Linked DNA regions of Homo sapiens: region 2 is linked to region 1. Evidence: chromatin contacts called from ENCODE Hi-C or POLR2A ChIA-PET data. All regions are on one chromosome and are shown on one strand. The core of a region is the stretch at or near the end of the contact, and the rest is flanking DNA. Distances in the headings are between cores, read along the strand shown.

What was found. A loop is a pair of places that touch in the nucleus more often than their neighbours do. ChIA-PET counts read pairs that join two places held with the same protein, here RNA polymerase II (POLR2A). Pooled maps may share reads with other maps.
Region 2: a loop to region 1 is called in a map with no recorded cell type, with 3 times the contacts of the local background. The contact joins the promoter of TNFRSF13B here to the promoter of TRPV2 in region 1. A Hi-C loop is called at or near these places in 1 of 168 maps with a recorded cell type or tissue (GM12878), 18 of 37 single-sample maps with no recorded cell type and 4 of 50 pooled maps. POLR2A ChIA-PET finds 5 or more read pairs at or near these places in 1 of 52 experiments (GM12878).

What each region holds. Positions count from the first base shown.
Region 1 is chr17:16,411,420-16,419,364 of GRCh38, reverse strand. TRPV2 (transient receptor potential cation channel subfamily V member 2) reads right to left here and starts at 3,794. Exons shown (of 15, transcript NM_016113.5): 1 at 3,532-3,794; 2 at 1,497-1,803. The coding sequence starts at 1,696. RefSeq lists enhancers at 2,064-2,173, 2,514-2,563, 2,824-2,893, 3,844-3,963 and a silencer at 3,004-3,123.
Region 2 is chr17:16,967,727-16,975,671 of GRCh38, reverse strand. TNFRSF13B (TNF receptor superfamily member 13B) reads left to right here and starts at 3,554. Exons shown (of 5, transcript NM_012452.3): 1 at 3,554-3,657. The coding sequence starts at 3,597. RefSeq lists enhancers at 1,833-1,882, 1,953-2,122.

The DNA of each region.
Region 1 (7,945 bases), core at 2,545-5,044:
CCAAGAAGGCACACCTAATGAGAAATCTCTCCCACAGACCCCGGAAGGGATCTGGTAGCTTGTCAGAATCTAGAATCTAGCAGCGTCTGGTGACTGGAAGTGGGAAGGGCATGAGTCATTCCCTCCTGGGCTGTGTTACTAATCACAGGGGCCAACTTGCCTCTGGGGCTTCTGGTACCACCACCAGCAGATATGCGAAGACAAAGAACAGGGGGTGCTATTTGATGATTTGTAGACCCTCAGGTCCCAGCTTAATGTCTCTTGTGGAATGGGTCAACCAAGTAAAGGTTGGTGACAAGGTGATTGTTGGGATCCGTCACTTTTTTTTTTTTTTTGGAGACAGAGTCACACTGACACCCAGGCTGGAGTATGGTGGCATAATCTCTGCTCACTGCAACCTCTGCCTCCTTGAATCAGGTGGGGATTTCAAGGGTAGACTTTTTAAGCCAACAGCTATGACTGTAATTACAGCCAGCCCTCCTTTGTCAGCACCAGGAAGCCACACATGACCATGAGGGCTCTATCTGCTGCTGACAGGAGCCCTGTGGACAGTCTGGCTGGCAGAAGTGGCCATTTGGACAAAGAACTTTCTGTCACCAGGGTGGCATCATGGTCCTGGGGTAGGGAAGCCCATTGAGGGCACAGATTGAGGTACTGAAAGCATCAAGGGCCCGTCCTGCCTGTGTCGGGCAGGCTCCACAGCTCCCAGAATCTCCTCATGCATCCTCCCCTACCCTGGTGCTGAATCTGACCACTGTCCTCCAGCACAAACAGGAAGCAGCTCTAGCCTGCGAGGCCAAAGCTGGTGGCTGTACCTCAAGCATGAGAAGGGAAGAAGGGGCTTCTGTGGCAGAGTCTAGCCTGGCCCATGAGGATTCTCCAGCCTCACTGGGCAGGCCCCGCCCCCGGGCAGGGAAGTAGGGGGTGCCAAATGCAGCAGGACTGGAAGTGGGACTCTCAGGAATGTGGTGCTCACACAGTCTGAATTGGTGGAAAGACCACAGGAAAATCAAAGTGCAGATGACTCCAAGCAGAAGCCTGTCATCCCCAATCCCACAGTTCACGTCCCCTGAGTGACAGGCTCAGTCTTGCAGAACTGAGGAGAGCCTGGGACATTTCCAGATGTCCTTGATTCTCACTGGATGGAGTGTGGATCCTGCTGCCTTCCCCAACAGGGACCATGACAGGGGTGGGAGTTGGCATGAACAGGGGGATTTGAGGGTCAGTTGAGGACTTAGAGCTCAAGAATGTATCTCATGAAGAACATGACCTCAGAAGGCAGAAGGCCAAGAATGGGGAAGCCTCTGGAAAGAGCAATGCCAGATGGCAGAGCAGAGGCAGCCTGTCGGGCCCAGGAGCCACCAGGGCCAGACTGAGGACTCCACAGGCTGTGGGAAGGGGCACTGGTGCTGGACTAGTCAATGAGTCTCACTCCGGGTGCTCTGCTGGAGCTGGGCAGGGGGCCCCCTTTGCCCTGCCCCCACTTGCTGTCTCACCTGGCACCTGTTCCCTTTCGGTAGTTGAGGTTGACTCTTATCTGAGGGGCGAATTTCCGGTCCTCGCCCTGGAACTGTGACTCCATGGGAGGCAGCCCGCTCCCAAAATCCAGCTTTCCTCTGTCCGCCTCAGAGCCATCTTCTTGGCCTCCATCTAATGTCTCCAACCTGAAAACTGGAGAGCTGGAGGGTGAGGTCATCCTAGGAGGAGGAGGCTGCTCGGTCCAGCCAGGACCTCTGTGCAGATGGAGATGTCAAGGGTCCTGTCTTCCTCCCAGCTGCGCGTCGGTGTTGGCCTGACTGGAGCCTGCAAAAGGAGGTATTAGGTTAGTGCAAAAGGCTGGGCGTGGTGGCTGGGTGTAATCCCAGCACTTTGGGAGGCTGAGGCTGGCTGGTCAGCTGTTAGAGACCAGCCTGACCAACATGGTGAAACCCCATCTCCACTAAAAAAAATACAAAAATTAGCTGGGCATGGTGGCTTGTGCCTGTAATCCCAGCTACTAGGGAGGGTGAGGCAGGAGAATTGCTTAAACCCGGAAGCTAAGATGGCACCACTGCACTCCAGCCTGGGCAACAGAGCAAGACTCTGTCTCAAAAAAAAAAAAAAAAAAAATTGCGGTTTTTGCCATTACTTCTCATTACTTCTAATGGCAAAAATGCCAAGTGCAAGTAGGTCCACCCACTGTGTGGGAGCCCAGCCCCAATGCAGGGGAAGTGGGCCAGGAGGGATGAGCAGCAGGGGTGAGGAGAGGGAGGGAGGCCTGTGGGGTGAGGAACAGGGAACCAATAGGGCCACCCTTTTGATGTTGTCCCCCAGGAAGAGCCATGACTGTCCCCGACTTTTCCTCTGGGACTTCCTGGAATCTGAGGGGTCACAACCCCTGTTACCATTTACATTAACAGCACAACCCTTTCTTTACACAACGTCTTGCCTGGCAGCCAATATTCCAACAGATAAAAGTGCGATGACTGGGATGGGGCCAGTCACTCAACCCCTCGCCAAAGAAGGGGAGCTCTAAGAAGAAATAACTGGGAAAACCACTAGACTATCAAACCCTTCATTTTGCTGCCAAGACTACTAAGGCTTAGAAAGGGGGAGTGGCTTTCCCAAGGTCGCCAGTTGTTGGCAGAGCCGGATCTGACACCATGCGTCTACCATGACGTTCCTCTTCCGTTTTCAAAGCCTTTCAGGGTCTGTCTATATTTTCAGTCTGATTCAGCTCTGAAGGCATCGAATACTACCTTTGTGTGCCTCAGGGCCTCTGGGGGCTTCACGAAGGGAGGGAGGCCCCTAGCCTGTGGCCCAGGCTCTCTCCACCACGCTGCCTCAGGCCCTAGGCTGGCCTAGGAAGCTCAGCAAACAGCACAATCTCACCCTCACAGGAAAACTGAAACCACAGCCTCCATCACTTGGCAAGGGTGGGGCCTCGGTCAGGGTTGGGGAACCCTCATGGGCCCAGTGAGCAGGATCAGAAAGAAGAAGGAGTCAAAGAGTGGTAAGGAGACAGAAGGGTGGAGAAGGGGGCAGGGGGCAGGGGGCAGAGAGCAGAGAGGAGCGGCACCAGCAGAGGGAAGTGGAGAGGGTAGGCTGGGACCAGGCCCTGGGGACCCGGGTGGGGTATTTTCCCATGGAAACATGGGAGGTGGGGAGCTGCCTGGCTGCCTCAGTTTGCAGATGTGACCCACCACCCTTTCTACACACACTGGGGCAGAAGGGTGCTCTTTCCGTTTCATACCGTTTAGCCCATCTGTGTCCCCAACCAAACCCTGGCCCATTCCTCCAGCCCTAGACTCCCAAGCCCCAGCAGCAACAGTTGTCTGTCCAGCCCCCACCCCACCTCCTGGGACCCTCACCCACCCTGGCAGCAGAGGAAGGGGTGTGGAGGTCCAGGGAGAGGGTGCTGGAGCCCCACACAGACCCTGGCTCCAGGCTGTAGAAGCCAGGAGCCCACTAGGCCTTCCCCACCCCATCATTCACTGTCAGGCTTGGAGACCCGGCCCCCTCCAACGTCCCCAGCATTGCCCACCGACTTACCCCGCAGGCTGAGGCCAGGGCGTGGCGGCTGCTGGGATCCCGGAGCTTCTCAGTAGCAGGGGCTGCGGGAGGAAGTGAAGCCGGGAGGGGCTGCCGGCGCTGACAGCAGAGGAGCGGCGGAACCTCCCTCCCCAGCTCTGAGCACTAAGCTCCAGCAAGCAGGTTCTGGTCTCTCGGTCACCCTCAGCCCACCTGGCCAGCCGGCACGGTGGAGAACGGGAGCTTAACTCTCCCCTGTCAGGACAGGCTAGCCACCAGAGACTGACCATCTGGACACACCCTGCTGCGAATCAGGCTCCACCCCCACCCCTCCCCCTTCTAGCCACTAAGGTCTCAGGTGGGGGTGGGTGACACTCAGAGGCAGCCCTTGGATGCTGGGGACTTGCCACCCATGGAAGCTGCCATGGATGGGGGATTCTTCCCCAAGTCCACTGACAGCTATCTCCTCCCCTTCTCCACCACATGCCTTCCAAGCAGCCGTGTGGCCCATAAATGGGCCTGAGTTGACCCATGGCAGGGGAGAAAGCTGATGTGGACAGCCCCCAGGGAGAGGCTCAGCCCAGCAGATGCCCCTGGGAACACAGTCCCACCCACCCATCCACCCAGCAGTTGGGGGACTTTCCCACCTCCCAGGACCTTCTCCCAGCCTCCTGACCCCAGGACTCTGATGGCTAAAGTTCCCCTAAAGGTGCTCCAAGCACCAGCCAGCAGGTGGAGACAAGGAGGTGGGCACGCACTGCTAAAATCAGACCTCACCACCAACGGGGCCCTGGTCTGGACTCAGTCTTGGAGCTTGGGGACCCAACCACCACCGAAGTAGCCCTAGGAATCTCTCTCCCTCACTCCCAAAACCTGGCATCAGCTCTTCCTCCAAAATTTGTCTTTCTGAGTGGTCCAAGCCACTATCACTGCTCCCCTGGGCAACTGCAGCCACCTCCAAACTGGTCTCCCTGCTTCATTCTTGCCCCACACTCATAATCCATTTCTCCTTATAGCAACTGAAGTGACCTTTTAAAAATGGGAACCAGGGCCGGGCGCAGTGGCTCACACCTGTAATCCCAGCACTTTGGGAGGCCGAGGTGCATGGATCACTTGAGGTCAGGAGTTCAAGACCAGCCTGGCTAACATGGCAAAACCCCATCTCTACTAAAAATACAAATATTAGCTGGATATGGTGGTGGGCACCTGTAATCTCAGCTACTTGGGAGGCTGACGCAGGAGAATCGCTTGAACCTGGGAGGCGGAAGTTGCAGTGAGCTGAGATTGTGCCACTGCACACCAGCCTGGACAACAGAGCGAGACTCTGTGTCAAAAAAGAAAAAAAAAGAAAACCAGGTCACCTAACGCCTTGACTTAATCACAAAACCTCACCCATGGTGCTTGGAATAAAATGCAAACTCCATACCATGAGCCCTCAAAGTCCAGATGCCCTTCTCCATCGCTATCCGTCACTCATGGCAACCCTGTCATGCACATTACACTCTAGGCCTGCGCCATCCAATAAGATAGTCACTAGCCACAATGACTGTTTAGATTTAAATCAATTATAATAGGCCTCACGCTTGTAATCCCAGCACTTTGGGAAGCTGAGGTGGGTGGATCACCTGAGGTCAGGAGTTCCAGACCTGCCTGACCAACATAGTGAAACCCCATCTCTACTAAAAATACAAAATTAGTCCAGGCGCGGTGGCTCATACCTGTAATCCCAGCACTTTGGGAAGCCAAGGTAGGTGGATCACTTGAGGTGAGGAATTCGAGACCAGCCTGGCCAATATGGCAAAACCCCATTTCTCCTAAAAATAAAAAAAAATAGCCAGGCGTAGTGGCACGTGCCTGTAATCCCAGCTACTTGGGAGGCTGAGGCAGGAGAATCGCTTAAACCTGGGAGGCAGAGCTTGCAGTGAGCCAAGATTGTGCCATTGCACTCCAGCCTGGACAACAAGAGGGAAACTCTGTCTCAAAAATAAATACATAATAAAATAACAGTAAACATTCAGTTCTGCTGTCCCATTAGCCACATTTTAAATGCTCAGTTGGCACATGTGGCTAGTGGCTACCATATCGGATAGCACACAGATGACAAATTTTTCTTTTTTTCTTTCTTTTTTTTTTTTTTTTCTGAGACGGAGTTTCATTCTTGTTGCCCAGGCTGGAGTGTAATGGCACGATCTCAGCTCGCCGCAACCTCCGCCTCCTAGGTTCAAGTGATTCTCCTGCCTCAGCCTCCTGAGTAGCTGTGATTACAGGCATGCACCACCATGTCTGGCTAATTTTGTATTTTTAGTAGAGACGGGGTTTCTCTATGTTGGTCAGGCTGGTCTCAAACTCCCGACCTCAGGAGCTCCGCCCACCTCAGCCTCCCAAAGTGCTGGGATTACAGGCGTGAGCCACCGTGCCAGCCTGAGACATTTTTCATAAACATAGAGTTCTATTAGACAGCACTGCTCTAGACATTCTGAACACATTTCAGTCTCCCCAGTATGCCATGCCTCTTCTGTTCCACCTGCCAGGAACACACACACACACACACACACACACACACACTGCTCTTGATCTGATCTAGCCAACTCCTGCTCATCCATCATCTCTCAATTTAAGCATCACTTCCTTTAGATAGCCTTTCCTAGACCCTGGACTGGGCTGGGGATCGCCACTATGTGCTCCCATGACACTCTGTACTTCCCCCACATCTCATTATCCGTTACTGTAATATTTATTATATTGTCTGGCTTCACTTTTTTTTTTTTTTTGAGACGGAGTCTCATTCTGTTGCCCAGGCTGGAGCGCAGTGGCATGATCTTGGCTCACTGCAACCTCCACCTCCCAGATTCAAGTGATTCTCCTGCCTCAGCCTCCCCAGTAGCTAGGATTACAGGCACGCGCCACGACACCCGGCTAACTTTTGTATTTTTAGTAGAGACAGGGTTTCACCATGTTGGCCAGGCTGGTCTCGAACTCCTGACCTCAAGTGATCCGGCCACCTCCGCCTCCCAAAGTGCTGAGATTACAGGCATGAGCCACTGTCCCCGCCTTCACCTTTAACAATAAAAAATACTTACGGAGCACTCACTATGCACCAGACACTGTGCTAAGCGCTCAACATGTAACTCCCAGAGCAACCTTATTTCACAGACAAGAAAACTGAGCATGGGTAAGGCCAAGGCCACAAGGCTGGGAGGTGAGAAAGCAAGGATTCAAGTCCAGGGCCACAGGCTTACCACCATACTTTCCAAGGGGTGAGATCTTGCTTTGTTGCTGTATCCCCAGCAACCAGCACAGTGCCTGGCATCCAAGTGGTGCTCAAGAAGGCTTTGAATGACAGGATGGCTTATAATCATAGTGCAGAGGGCACTGCTGTGCTGTTGAGAAAAAAGTGAAAAGTGGACAACCTGAAGTCCTCCAGAGCCATCACCACATCCGGTGAAAATGACAATTGGGTAGACAGATAACCTTAATTGCAAATTCTGGTTACAAAAAGGCCTTGGATTGTAGCCATCAGGGAAAGGCAAATCAAAAGCACAATGTGGTCCCACTTCACACTACTAACATAGCTATTATAAAAAGACATGTAACAACAAAGTGTTGGCAAGGGTGTGGAGAAATTGGACCTGTCCTACACTCCTGGGAGATTGTAAAATGGTGCAACTACTTTGGAAAACAGTCCGGCTGCTCCTCAAAAGATTAAACATAGAGAGCTGGGCGCGGTGGTTCACTCCTGTAATCCCAGCATGTTGGGAGGCCGAGGTGAGTGGATCATCTGAGGTCAGGCATTTGAGACCAGCCTGGCCAACATGGCGAAAACCCTCCTCTATCAAAAATGAAAAAATTAGGCCGGGTGCGGTGGCTCAGGCCTGTAATCCCAGCACTTTGGGCAGCCGAGGCAGGCGCATCACCTGAGGTCAGGAGTTCGAGAGCAGCCTGGCCAACATGGCAAAACCTTGTTTCTACTAAAAATGCAAAAATTAGCCAGGCATGGTGGTGGACGCCTGTAATCCCAGTTACTCCAGAGGCTGAGGAAGGAGAATCACTTGAACCCGGGAGGCAGAGGTTGCAGTGAGCTGAGATCGCCCCATTGCACTCCAGCCTGGGCGACAGAGCAAGAGTCTGTCTCAAAAAAAAAAAAAAAAAAAAAAATTAGCAGGGCATGGTGGCACATGCCTATAATCCCAGCTACTGGGGAGGCTGAGGCAGGAGAATTGCTTGAACCTGGATGGTGGAGGTTGCAGTGAGCTGAGATCCTGCCATTGCACTGCAGCCTGGACAACAGAGCAAGGCTGTCTCAAAAAAAAAAAAAAAAAAAAGGGCCAGGCGCGGTGGCTCACACCTGTAATCCCAACATTTTGGGAGGCCAAGGCGGGTGGATCACGAGGTCAGGAGATCGAGACCATCCTGGCTAACATGGTGAAACCCTGTT
Region 2 (7,945 bases), core at 2,305-4,804, 560 kb before region 1:
ACCTTGGCTGTGGAGCTTAAAATTAGAATCCCGCATCCTCTTGGGAGACAGCTCAAAAAAAGGCTGGTCTCAGAATGAGCTTTAGAAACCTCCAGCACCTGTTCAATCTTCTGGGGGAGCCAGTGCAGAGGGGGAATCTATTTTTGTGTTTCATGAAACGATCCCATTTGTATGTTTCCATTTATACAAAGTTTGGGGAACAAGCAAAATGAATCTGTGGTGGCAGGAGTCAGAATTGTGACTCTCTTGGGGATGGAGTGGGGTGTGCTGGCTGGAAGGGGCAGTGAGGGACCTTCTGGGGGCTGTGCATGCTCTGAGTTGTGATCTGAGTTGTGGTTGCCTGGGTGTGCATGTATGAGAACACTTACTGAACTTCCCATTTTAAAAGGGTGCATTTCACTGTCTGTAAATTACACCATCTAATTAAAGAAAATAGAAAGCAAATTAAATCCATTCTCTGTAAACTGCATTTGAGCAAAAGCATTAACAAGCTGTGATTGGCAGTAAGACATTAGGGAACTCTGTCATTCAATTCTCAGCCACTCCCCAAATCAGGCTGGATTTTGTTTGTTTTTCATTTCAGGCATAACAGGTATTGGCTTTAAAACTCCAGGACAATGTGTGTGGCTGCAGAGAGCAGCATTCAGTCCCATGGAAGCACAGTCTGGAAGCACAGTCTGCTCACTGGACAAAGCTGAACTTGCTGTCTTTCCTTCTTCTCCTTCCTTCTCCTCTTTCTCCTTCTCCTTCTTCTTCCTCCTCCTCCTTTTTTTGCGACAGGTTCTCATTCTGTAGCCCAGGCTGGAGTGCAGTGGTGTGATCATAGCTCACTGTAGCCTTGAACTCCTGAGCTCCAGCCCAGTGTTGCAATCCTCCAGCCTCCCAAGTTGCTAGGACTACGGGTGCACACCACCACACCCAGCTAATTAAAAAAAAAATTAGGCTGGGTGCAGTGGCTAACGCCTGTAATCCCAGCACTTTGGGAGGCCAAGACGGGTAGATCACTTGAGGTCAGGAGTTCGAGACCAGCCTGGACAACATGGTGAAACCCTGTCTCCAATAAAAATACAAAAATTAGCCGGGAGTGGTGGCTCACTCCTCTAGTCCCAGCTACTCAGGAGGCTGAGGCACGAGAATCGCTTGAACCCAGGAGGTGGAGGTTGTAGTGAGCTGAGATCACGCCACCACACTCCAGCCTGGGCAACAGAGTGAGACTCGGTCTCAAAAAAAAAAAAATTATAGAGACAGGGTCGCTATGTTGCCCAGGCTAGAGCTGAGCTTTCTAACCATCAGAGCTACCCCCCAGGGAGCCAGCTGCTCCGTGAGGTGGTGAGAGCCCTGACCCTGGGGGTATGCAAACAGGAGGTGAGGGGGGACTCAGTGAGGGCATCCTGTAGTGACTTTGGGCTTGCCCATTTCAACAGGCAGAAAGTTCCTGGCAATGGGATCTCTTTCTTACCTCTCTCTTAGAAATCCACTGCCAGAGCCCAGCTATGGTTTTGTCACTGTTCATTGACACAAGTAATTAAATGTAAACAAGTAATTAAATGTAAAACCCCTACAAATGTAAAAGCCCTAAATGTAAAATGTTTAGCCCTACAAATAGGGCTAAAGTCCCCTTTGACGGTCACCCCCAGTCCTGGTTCCCTCTTGCCCCACCCGGCGAGAGCCAGTTTCGTCATGCATGTCTTTGCAGACTTCTTATGCTTCACAGTCATGTGTGCGTGATCACAGACAACACAGCGCTGTACTGTGTGTGTGTGTGTGTGCATGTTGTTTGCTTTTGGTTTTGTTTTACTAAAAGGCATCATGCTGTAAGGCTCATGCTATAAGCTACTTTTATTTACTCAGCGTCTGTCCTGAAAGCTTCGAGATTTCTCATTCTTTTAACTGTGCAATAGATTCCTGGCTCTGGCCTGTGCACCCTGCTTATTCAGGCATCCTCTGCTGCATGGACATTTACATTGTTTCCCGTTTCTCGCTGTCATGAGGAGGCTCACGGAGGAGGAGAATTTCTGGGGGGTGGGTTAGGTGTGTGTTGTGCATTTAACTGACCCTGGCTGGTTACTCTCCAGAACGCTGCTGCCAGCTCCCTCCCTCCAGTGGGCCCTGAGTTCATGCTTCTGTAGATCACCCCCCTGCCCTTGATGTTACCAACTTTAAAACTTTGCAACCTGATGGCTGAAAGTTAGTTTTTCATTGTTCAGTTGTTTTTCTGATTTTTGGGAGACTGGACATTTTCCTGTGTTTGCTGACCGTCTGCATCTCCTCTCCTGCTCTGTGCACCATCACCCTGCTCCAGCTGCTTCCTGCAGCCTCCCTCCTTCCTCTCCACCTCTCCATGTCCTCCTCGTCCTTCAGTTTCTTCCTAAGGGCCCATGGGCTTTCTTTGGCTTTTACGTTCCTCTCACTCCGCCTTTGGCTGTTGCTGGGCCTCCCATCCCCTGGGAGGTTTCAGACGATGGGGAAGACACAGGAGTGCAGTCGCCATGCAGTGCAATACGGGCTGTAATGTTCCTCCTCCACGGCCTTTATTGAGGACTTACTGTGTGCCAAGAACCTGCTCTAAGAATGTAACTGTGCTCCCTCCCTCATTTCATGCTCATAACCGCCTGTGAGGCGGGCAATGTTCTCATCCTTTTTTTTTTTTTTTTTTTTGAGATGGCATCTCTGTTGCCCAGGCTGGAGTGCAATGGCACGATCTCGGCTCACTACAACCTCTGACTCCCAGGTTCATTCTCCTGCCACAGCCTCCCAAATAGATGGGACTACAGGCACGCGCCACCACACCCGGCTAATTTTTTGTATTTTTTTTTAGTAGAGATGGGGTTTCACCGTGTTGCCCAGGATGGTCTCGAACTCCTGAGCTCAGACAATCCACCTGCCTCGGCCTCCCAAAGTGCTAGGATTACAGGCGTGAGCCACCATGCCCGACCTCATCCTTGTTTTACACAGAGAACATGGAGGCACAGAAGAGTTCCATAAATTGCCACCAAGGCCTTCTGCTAGTATGCAGCAGAGTCAAGATTCAAACGCAGGCTGTCCGGTCCTGGGGTTCAGCCTCTCCAGTGCTCTGCTAGGTGTTGGAGAGGGTCAAGGAGATACAGAGAATGAGTACCACCTGACAGGCTGGGACAGTCAGGGATGGCTTCCTGGAGGAGGTGACACCTCAATGGAGCCTTGAAGGAAGAGCAGGAGGAGCCGACCAGGCAATGAATAGAATAAGTATACCCAGGAAGAGGGAAAGGCCTGAGTGATGCTGGGAGGGTGGAGAGCTGGCCTGGCTTGGGGTGTGTGCCGGCGGGCAGGAGATGAGGACCAAGGGATGGCCAAGGCCAGATCTAGAAGAGCCTGGGCCATCCCATAGTCAATACCTCATCGCAAGGCCCGGCAGGCCTTCCACTGCTCTGTGTGTACCCCATGGGACGCCAGGAGCCTGGGCCGCAGCCACCCACCTGGGCTCCTGAGACCCAATGCACAGGCATGGGGGCGGGAGTGGGTGTGGCTGATTTACATCCAACAGGTTGAGGGGAAAACCCAGGAAGTGCAGCCCAAGCACTAATCAAATCTAAGACTAGTAATAAGCATCCTGAGTAATGAGTGGCCTGGGCCGGAGCAGGCGAGGTGGCCGGAGCCGTGTGGACCAGGAGGAGCGCTGTGAGTAGCCGGGCAGGAGGGCAGGAGGGCAGGTGGGAGGTGTGAGGAGGGTTGGGCCTGAGTGCCGTGGGGGTTGCAAGGTCCAGCAGGTGCAAAGCCCACAGCAGATCCACACACTGGGGCAGTCCCAGCCTCCCCAAGCTCCTGCACATGGAGAGCCCCGAGTCTGGATGCCTCTGGGATGTGGGGCTTGCCTTCCGTGACAGAAGCCACTGAGGTTGCAGGGTTGGCCACACCGGCAGGAATTCCCTTTGTCACCATGGCCCCTGCACAGCCCCCATTTTCCCCCTTACATGCCCGCTGGACCATTTTAATGCTAATCTCAAATACCAGATTGTTTGAGTTGTGGAGACCACAGGATTTATTCCTTAAGAACACAAACCCTAAAAACAAAACAAAAAACTAAGCATCATACCTTCACCCCTGCTGAAACAACAATTCCTGAACATCATCACATAGCCCGCCAGGGTTCAAACTGTACCAACTGTCTCACCAATGTCTTTCTCAGTTGACTTGTTCAAATCAGCCTGTCCCACATTAGACTTTTGGCTATGTTTTAATCTATAACAGTTTCCACCCATTTTTTCTGTTATATATTTATATTTATATTTATCCTATAGCTTTCTTTTTTTTTGTTTTGTTGTTTTGTTTTTGTTTTTGTTTTTTGAGACAGAGTCTTGCTCTGTCACCCAGGTTGGAGTGCAATGGCATGATCTCGGCTTTCTGCAACCTCCGCCTCCCGGGTTCAAGCCATTCTCCTGCCTCAGCCTCCCGAGTGGCTGAGATTATAGGTGCCCACCACCACGCCCGGCTAATTTTTTGTATTTTTAGTAGAGATAGGCTTTCGCCACGTTGGCCAGGCTGATCTCAAACTCCTGACCTCAGGTGATCCACCTGCCTCAGCCTCCCAAAGTATTGGGATTACAGGCATGAGCCACGGCACCCGGCCCGTATAGCATTTTCATCAGGGTGGGTTTCTAAGGTTTTATGAAAGGGCCCCAGGTCCTTTAGTGCAGACAGAACCCATGGCCAGATGGACCCGGGGCACAGCCTAGATTCACAGCCTCTGCCTGCTGCTCTGTCCCACACCTCAGGCAGGGAGCAAATTTGTTCTTCAGTCCTTTTTTGTGTCCAGCCACCAAGTCCCCAGAATCTACACAGCCAGGGGCTCAAATATGTAAAGTTTCTGAGAGACTTGGACAAGGCAGTGACCAGAGGCTGCCTTAACACAGGATGAAATTGCCCAGTGCTCTGGGGCCACGAGTCAGGACCCAGCTAGAACTGTGACCTGGCAGTGGCAGAAGCTGTCTGGTGCTGCCGAATCAGCCCTGGCCGGTTGTCCACTGGCCCACTCTGGGACCTTGGCTGAGCCGCTTCCCCTCAGTGTAAAATGAAGAAGACTGTCTTTCCTACCAGACATCCCTCAAACACACAAAAGTGCTTTGATGAAACTACCAGACCCCCTCTTGGGGAGTCATGAGGAAAGGCTCTGAGAAGCCCTGCGGTTAAAAAACTGCCTTGACTTTCTTTAACCCAGTGTTTTTCAAACTAATCCGACCACAGAGCTCTTTCTTGGTGCAGCACCTGTTAACCGGCCAAGCCCGTGAGGAGGCACAAGCAGAGGGCTCTGAGAATCACCCTCCTTGGCTGCTCTCTGGTCTCGGGGTGCAGGAGAGAGTCTCCATCCTGCATCCAAATTTGTGGCGGCCCAGAGTCTGAGCCCAGCCCACACAGCTAGTGTCAGAGAGGTGTTCCCTTTCTTCCCTTTCCATCAACGAAGCTTCTCTCTCAAGCTTCTATTCTGCCTGGCTGGTGTCAGTCATGGGGTTTTCCTGCCCTCCTTTGGCACTTGATGATGGTTCTGGGATTTTATGTAGGTCCACATGGTGGTAGAGGAGGGGGCGGGGACAGGCCCTCTGGTCAGCTTGGCATCTGCTGTCTGGTCAGTCAGGCACTGTCTCTCTGTCAGGTCCAGTGGCTTTTGGTGGCTTTGGTCCAGGCAATGAATGGGTCTTGGAACATCTCCAAGGCTGCCCTTGTCACATAGAACGTCCTGCCCACCTTCCACTCAACCAACCCTTCACGGTGATATGCGGCGGGTGGTGGCTTTCTCCCTCTTTGCTCCCCAACCCAAAAGTGGGGAGAATCGGGTCTGCCTTTAATTTTGTTTGATCCTTTGATTTTAGATTTGCCTTTGAATAGATAGTATAGTCAGATGGTTTGAAACCCAGAAAGTATTGAAAGATATATAATAGAAAGTCTTTTCTTCCTCCTTGTCCTCCATCTGCCCAGTTCCCACCTCCCCTAGAATAAGCAGCTTTATTTACATATAACTTACATGCCATGAAATTCACCTGTGTAAAGCATACAAGTCTGTGTTTTTAGTATATTTACAGAGTTGTGCAACCATCACCATAAGCTAATTTTGGAAGATTTTGATGACCCCAAAAAGAAACTTTGTCAGTCTTCATTCCTCCCTAGCCCCAGGCTAATCTACTCTCTGTCTCTATAGATTTGCCTGTTTTGGACATTTTCCATAAATGGAATCATATGTGATGTATTGTGACTAGCTGCTTCCACTTGGCATAATGTTTTCAAGGGCCGTCCATGTTGTAGCAGGTATCAGTACTTGCTTCAGTTTTGTGGCCAAGTAACATTCCACTTTATGGATATGTCATGTGGCTTTTCCAGTCATCGGTGGATGGACATTTGGGTTGTTTCTACTTTTTTTGTCACTGTGATTATTAAGAAAGCTTCTATGAACTTTTGGATTCAAGTTTTGGGTGAACATGTCTTCATTTCTCTTAAGTAGATAGATACCTACAAGTGGAATTGCTGGGTCATATGATAAATTCTATGTTTAACATTTTAAGGAACTGCAAAATGCTTTCCAAAGCAGCTGCACTATTTTATAATTCACTTCATGCATGAGGGTTCCAATTTCTCCACATCTTCACCGACATTTGTCATTGACTGTCTTTCTCATTCTAGCCATCCCAAGGGGTGTGAGGTGGTATCTCACTGTGGTTTGGATTTGCATTTCCCTAGTGACAAATGATGTTAAGCATCTTTTCATGTGCTTCTTTAGCCATTTATATGGTTTTTTTGGGGAAAATGCCTATTGAAATATTTAGCCCATATAAAAATTGGGTTGCCTTTTCATTATTCTGTTATAAGCATTCTTTATATATTTTGGATACAAGCTCCTTTTCAGGTATAATATTTGAACCTATTTTCTCCAAGTTAGTGAATTGTCTTTTTACTTTCTTCATGATTTGCTTTGGAACACAAAAGTTTTTCATTTGATTAAGTCCAATTTTGATCAATCTTCTCTTCTATCACACGCACATTTGGTGTCACTGCCTAGCCTCAAATCATGAAGATTTACTTCTATGTTTTCTTCTATGAGTTCTGTGGTTTTAGCTCTTACATGTAAGTCTATGATCTACTTTGAGTTAATGTTTGTGTGTGGTGTGAGATAATGGTCCAAATTCATTCTTTTGTATGTGAATACCCAGTTGACCCAGCATCATTTTTGAAAACACTATTCTTTCTCCCATTGAATAGTCTGGGTATCCTTGTTGAAAATCCATTGATCATAACTGTTAGGCTTTATTTTTGGGCTCTCAATTATATTCTGTTGATTTATGCCTGTCTGATGCCAGTACCACCCTATCTTAATTAGCATTGCCTTGCAATAAGTTTTGAAGTAGGGAAACATGAGTCTTCCAACTATGCTTTGTTTTCTTTCAATCCATGAGCATGGGATGGCTTTCCATTTATTTAAATCCTTAATTTCCTTCAGCAATGTTTTTTAGTTTTCATGTATGTCTTGCATTTCTTTTCCTTTCTTTTTTCTTTTTTTTTTTTTTTGAGACAGGGTTTCGCTCTTGTCGCCCAGGCTGGAGTGCAGTGGTGCGATCTCGGCTCACTGCGAGCTCCGCCTCCCGGGTTCATGCCATTTTCCTGCCTCAGCATCCCGAGTAGCTGGAACTACAGGCATCCGCCACCACACCCGGCTAATTTTTTGTATTTTTTTTTAGTAGAGATGCGGTTTCACCGTGTTAGCCAGGATGGTCTCAATCTCCTGATCTCGTGATCCACCCACCTCGGCATCCCAAAGTGCTGGGATTACAGGCGTGAGCCACCATGCCTGGCCTTCTTGCATTTCTTTTATTAAATTTTTTCTTAAATATTTTCCTTAAAATAGTGTGTTTGGTTTCTTTTTTTTTTCTTTCTTTCTTTTTTTTTTTTTTTTTTTTTGAGACGGAGTCTCACTCTGTCGCCC